Regions from separate parts of the Homo sapiens genome. Here region 2 is linked to region 1. Evidence: read pairs that join two places in POLR2A ChIA-PET (ENCODE). Cell type or tissue: HepG2. All regions are shown on one strand. Links, peaks and the distances in the headings refer to the core of each region. The heading gives the core; the rest is flanking DNA.

Region 1 (2,904 bases), core at 138-2,637:
AGACTGTTATTTGCCATCCATATGTCCAACCTCTACTTCTTTCTTACTTATAGAAACTCCTACACTATTGGCAATGAATTTTGAAATAACATTTCCCAGTTTCTCTTGAAGCTAAGAATTGCCCAGTGTTTCTCAGTCAGAGGTGATTTTGTCCCCCAGAGGACATCTGGCAAAGTCTTGGAAGACAGTTTTGGTTACCACAACAGGGGCAGGGAGGGAGGCAGGGAGTGCTCTACTGATATCTGGTGGGTGGGTAGAGGTCAGGGTACTGCTAGACAGCCCTCCAATCCCCAGGTCTCCCTCCCACAACAAAGAATTATGCAGTCCAAAATGTCAGTAGTGCCCGATTGAATGGCCAATGCATGATAAGTGGAAGTTGATGTTGGGGTTTCCAAGAAAGCCCTTTGGTGTCTTGCCAATCTTCCTAGAATATAAACATGATGGCTGGAGTTTGAGCAGCCATTCTGTGACCTTGAGGAGGGAGGTTCTATGCTAAAGATGGAAGGAAATGGGATCCCCGAAAACATCATAGAATTGCCATATCTGTTCTTTGGAATGCAGATTTTCAGACATGGTTTTATGTGAAAGAAATAAATCTCTAATATGTTTAAGTCACTGAAATCAAGTCTCTGTTACTGTCAGCCAAGTGCAGTTTCTAAATGATTTGTCTCTGTGCCCAGTTCTCTATGCTAATGGAGAAAGGAAAGATAGACTAAGAGGGCCATATGTTTAAAGAAAAAAAAAAAAAAAAGGCCTGGGACATGCTGGCTCTTGCCTATAATCCCAGCACTTCGGGAGGCCGAGGCGGGCAGATCACCTGAGGCTGGGAGTTTGAGACCAGCCTGACCAACATGGAGAAACCCCGTCTCTACTAAAAATGCAAAATTAGCTGGGCATGGTGGCGCATGCCTGTAATCCCAGCTACTCGGGAGGCTGACGCAGGAGAATCGCTTGAACCAGGACCCGGGAGGCAGAGGTTGCAGTGAGCTGAGATCGCGCCATTGCACTCCAGCCTGGGTGACAAGAGTGAAACTCCGTCTCAAAAAAGAAAAGAAAAAGAAACGAGAAAATACGTTTCTTCACAACAATGAAACAGTTCATTGCCTTCATTTATGTCACTTCTTGATCCCTGTAGGCATTTGAGTTTGCAACTCCTGGACTGGTCCTTAACCAAAAAGATGAGGAAACTGAGGTCCTCAGCAGGTTAATGATGAGTTAGGAGTGAATCCACAACCTGGTCCCTCTCCCCGCATTTCTAAGGTACCAAGGCCTACGCACTGGCGAAGAATATGGTTTCTGCAGCCAGACAGACGTTGGTTCAAACACTGGTACTGACACAGGAAAAGTTCCCTTATCCTCCTCGAAGGGCATGCGATGGGGGTGTGGCTCACTTCCTCAGTGCTTCGCTGCTCAAAACCCCTAGGGGGAGCAGGCAGACGGGCAGGGTGTGGGACTCTGGCCACGCAGCGTCTAGGCGTGAATGTTTACAGCTCCTGAGGCCCCAGTGGGCGTGTGTTCCAGGGTGCTCTTTTCGTTTAACCGTCCATAGACAGCTTGTGTTAGCTCAATTAGACCCCTTGCCTTATCTCAAGGACAGAGGGCTATCTGTATCCTGGGGTTTCTTGCCTTGGCGTACCTGAAGAACTGGATCACACGTAGGCTTGGAGAATGAACGCAAGGTTTTATTGAGTGGAGGTAGCTCTCAGCAGATGGGGGAGCCAAAGGGGATGGAGTGGGAAGGCGATTTTCCCCTGGACCTGGGCCGCTGAGTGGCCCAGGCTCTCCTCCCACCACCCCAGCCAAACTCCAAGTTGTTCCACCGGTCGATGGCCTGCTGGCATCTGCCGGTGCCTGATGGTGTGCTCTCATGCCAGTTCCTTCTTCTCCAGGTCTAGTTGCTTGTGTCTTTTTTTTTTTTTTTTTTTTTTGAGATTTAGTCTCACTCTGTTACTCAAGCTGGAGTGCAGTGGCATGATCTGGGCTCACTGCAACCTCTGCCTCCTGGGTTCAAGTGATTCTAGTGCCTCAGCTGGGACTACAGGCACCTGCCACCACGCCCGCCTAATTTTTTTGTATCTTTTTTTTTTTTTTTTTTTTTTTTTTTTTTTAGTAAAGATGGGGTTTCACCATGTTGGCCAGGCTGGTCTCAAACTCCTGACCTCAAGTGATCTGCCCACCTTGGCCTCCCAAAGTGCTGGGATTACAGGCGTGAGCCACCGCACCTGGCCGTCGCTTGTGTCTTCTTCCACCAGTGCGTTCTTCTTGGCATCCAGCCACTTGTGTCTCTGCCTGCTAGGGTCTGGGGGTTTCTATAGGCATAGGATGGGGGCGTGGCAAGCCAGGGTGGTCTTGGGAAATGCAACATTCGTGCAGGAAAACAGAAATGCCTGTCCTCACGTAGGTCCGTGGGCACAGGCCCAGGGGTGAAGCCCTACCCAGGGACCACGCCCTTCCCTTCCCAGCACTTCCCTGCCCCCACTCCCGTATCAGTACCACCAATTACTAGCTCTGTGGCTTTATGCAGCTCACTTAGCTTCTCTGTCTCTCAGTTTCTGATGCGTAAAACAAGGATGACAATAAAGGCACCTATTGCCTAGGGCCATTAGGTGGATTCACATCAGTCCGTGCCCTGGCAGGAGGAGAGTTTTATGAATGGACTGTCTATAAAATGTAGGTGGGGACCGTCCATTTCTCCAACAGCTGGGAAGGATGTTGGTGTTGAAGTTTACACACCTATCAAGGACAGTAACTACCATGGCTTCTGGTGCTTTGACAAAACCTCCAATGCATAGCCTTCTGGTTAAGCGTCTGTGATTTCATATTATTGGAGCATTCATGGTATCCCTGGTGGTTGCAGCTTTCTACAAGATTGCTATGGCCGAACCAAGAAAGAAGGCATACGCA
Region 2 (2,904 bases), core at 90-2,589, 260 kb before region 1:
GAGGTACAGATAGTGAGACAGGGAGACATGGGGGTGAGATGGAGAGACACAGAGAGACACCCTGAAAGAACTGATGTGAGAGACACAGAGGGAAAGAGAGAGGCTGAGAAATAAAGAGGGGAGAGACCCAGAGACAGAGGCTTTGCCGGGCAAGCTTTTGCATCAGGCCTGGAGCAGGCAGAGGCCCTCTTCCAGTGGGCGTGGTGACCGCACCTCGTTCTCTTTGGCTGAAAGTCCCAGGCAAGCCCCTTTTCCAGACTGGGCCTTGGATCCTCCTGTGTCAAATGGAGCTGTGTCCACACACTGGGCCTAACATGGACCTGTGGCCTCCTGTGACCCAGAAACAGCCTTGTGTGGTGGAAGGGAATTGTCACCCCCAGTGGAAGGGGGAGGCAGTGCCCAGGGGCATGGCGAGAGGGTGGAAGGGGGATCTGGACCACGGAGTGCATGTTTCTAAAGCCTGTGTCCTGTCTGTGCCCCACAGGGCCAGTGTGGGGCCAGGAGGGGTGAGGGTGGGGCATGGGGGTACCCTTAGGGGTGGTGCTGGCCGCCAGCTCTGTGTGCCAGTGACGAGTGTTCTGGTCATAAGAATGGCTGCTGGGTTTGAATGCTCCCCAGGTGCCAGGCACCAACCCCACCAGGGTGGTGCTGCTTAATTTCTATTTAGTTTGGACTTCCCATTTACAAACGAGGAAACTACATCTCAGCGTGGCAGCGACTTCCTAACAACGGGGTGTAGGCTTTGGGGTCGGAAAGGTCTGGGTCCGAGTCCCCGCTCCATCCCTGACAGGCTGGGGGACCTAGGCAGTCATTTCCTCCTCCTAAGCATCAGTTTCCCCATTTGTAAAGTGGGGAAATAAGTTTAAGGGTGACATGGGGATCGGATGAGGTGCTGCCAGAGGGTTCTTAGCACAGGGCCGGGTACACAGGAAGCACTGGATGAACGTTAACCGGGCCATTGGATACAAGCTTTTAAGTAATTTAAAATAATTCCTTTAATGGCTCTCCTTATTTTTTTTATTTTTTTTTTAAGGGAAAGAGCTGAGGTCCAGGGAGGGGAAGGGACTTGCCCAAAGTCATTGGCCAGGTGGAGGGTCTGAGGTTTGAACCCTGTGGGCCCTGAGGCCCTCTATACCACCCACGATGGCTCAGGCCTGGATGGCCTGTTTGCGACTCAATCCTCATGGGTTGAGAAGATGCCCATAGCCTGGCCTGATAGCCCTCTGGCCTGACATCAGCTACAACCACCAGTTGGGGCAGTTGCAAAATCCCTCACCCTTTGCCTGTCGATAAAGGGTGCCCATTGCAAAACTCAGCGGAGAAATTATTAAGGGTTGTGTCATCCTGTGGCCAGGCCCTGGGTGCCTCTTTCCTGCCCGGAAGCCTGGGTAGGGCCGACTGCTCACTCTCTCCCTCCATGGCCCTGACCCGAGAGAGAATGGGGTGGGGGTCAGCAGGGAGCTTGCAGGGAATGCGGACGACAGACCCCAGCACTGGGGCCGTCATAGTCCCTGATTCTTAGGAAATGGCAGCTCCATCCTTCTGGGTGCTCAGGCCCAAACCTCGGGTTGTCCCTTCATTTCCTCTCTTGCCCTGCATTCGATAACTGGCCAGGAAATCCTGTCAGCGCCACCTTTAAAACATCCAGAACCTGCGTAGGTTTTCCCCTCCGCTTCCACAGCTGAATTCAAGGCCACCATTCTCTCTCCTGCAGTAGCCTCCTTGCTGCTTTCACTGCTGTCATCGTCACGCCCCACTTCCCCCGTGCAGCCAAAGGGATGCTGTTAGAACCCCACTCAGATCCCATCTTTCCTCTGTTTAGAACCTTCCTTGGCTCCAGCTGCAGAGCAAAACCTGAGGTCTTTCCCAGGATCACAGGGCCCTGTCTGATCTGGCCCCCATGGCCTTTCTGACCTCATCCTCCCTCCTTTCTTACTTGCTCACTCACTCCAGCCACACCGGGCCCCTTGCTATTCCTCCAACACACTGGGCATGACCTAACTAGGGCCTTTGCACTTGCTGTTCCTGCTGCCTGGAATGCAGTTCCTTCAGCTCTTTCCCCCAGCTGGATGTGCCACTTTATTCAGATCTCATCGCAATGTCACCTCCTCAGGGAAGCCTTCCCCGGCTACCTGCTGAACTGTCACCTCCACCATCACTCCAGCCCTTTCATCTTTCTTCCCTACTTGCCATCATGTTATACATCTGTTATTTGTTTGGTCAATGCCTGTCTATCTCTTTAGTATGTCACCTTCCACACTGCAGGGACTGCTGTCTGTGGTGATCACGATGCTTTCTGAGCACTCAGCACAGGGCCCCGCACACAGTAGGGGCTCCACAGAGATTTGTTCAATCAGTGAATGGGCGCGCAGGAGGGGTGGCTGTTGGCCCAGATGATGCTTCAGCAAACATCACAAGTGTCCTTTCTCTGGCTGATGGCTCGAGGCTGGTGCCCAGAACAGGCTGCTGTGGAGACGGCTTCCCTGACCACCCTGTCAAGTAGCTCCGACTGCCCAACCCACACCCATGCTCTCCAGTCCCCTCGCCCCACACTTCCCACAGTCTCAACTTGTTTTGCTTCTGTATTTTTCATGGGCCCCTCCTCCCCCGAGAATGGAGCTCTCTGAGAACAGGGTGTCCTCTGTTGGCCCCACTGTCATCCCCCTGAGTGTCCAGTGCAGGACCCGGCACCCCATGGGAAGTGTTTCATGGCAGGTTGATCAGGGTTTGCATCGGATGCCCCATCTGCCGGGCTAGTTCTGGCTGGGAGGGTGTTAGGAGGAGATGCTGTGCTCGGACCTGCGAAGTCACGGGGGAGATGGGGACCCACTTGGGCCTTAATTATAACACATCCCATAATGATATGGTGTTATAATACGCACACAAAGTGTCCTAATCTGATAT

What was found. Peaks named below come from ENCODE experiments on the same cell type or tissue, not always from the same donor. Only the 100,000 strongest peaks of a DNase experiment are listed, where the experiment ranks them.
Region 2: POLR2A ChIA-PET joins it to region 1 with 6 read pairs; 4 of 35 experiments call an interaction of 5 or more read pairs at or near these places.

Annotation. Positions count from the first base shown.
Region 1 is chr20:50,477,013-50,479,916 of GRCh38, forward strand. It overlaps the pseudogene COX6CP2. Among named protein-coding and RNA genes, the nearest start is that of PTPN1, 32 kb to the right of the region's middle. In HepG2, for the core only: a CTCF peak has its summit at 1,431; a DNase peak (open chromatin) is centred at 1,409.
Region 2 is chr20:50,220,373-50,223,276 of GRCh38, forward strand. No RefSeq gene overlaps it. Among named protein-coding and RNA genes, the nearest start is that of CEBPB-AS1, 30 kb to the left of the region's middle. In HepG2, for the core only: no CTCF peak of the experiment used is centred there; a DNase peak (open chromatin) is centred at 1,292; H3K27me3 peaks cover 1,481 bases.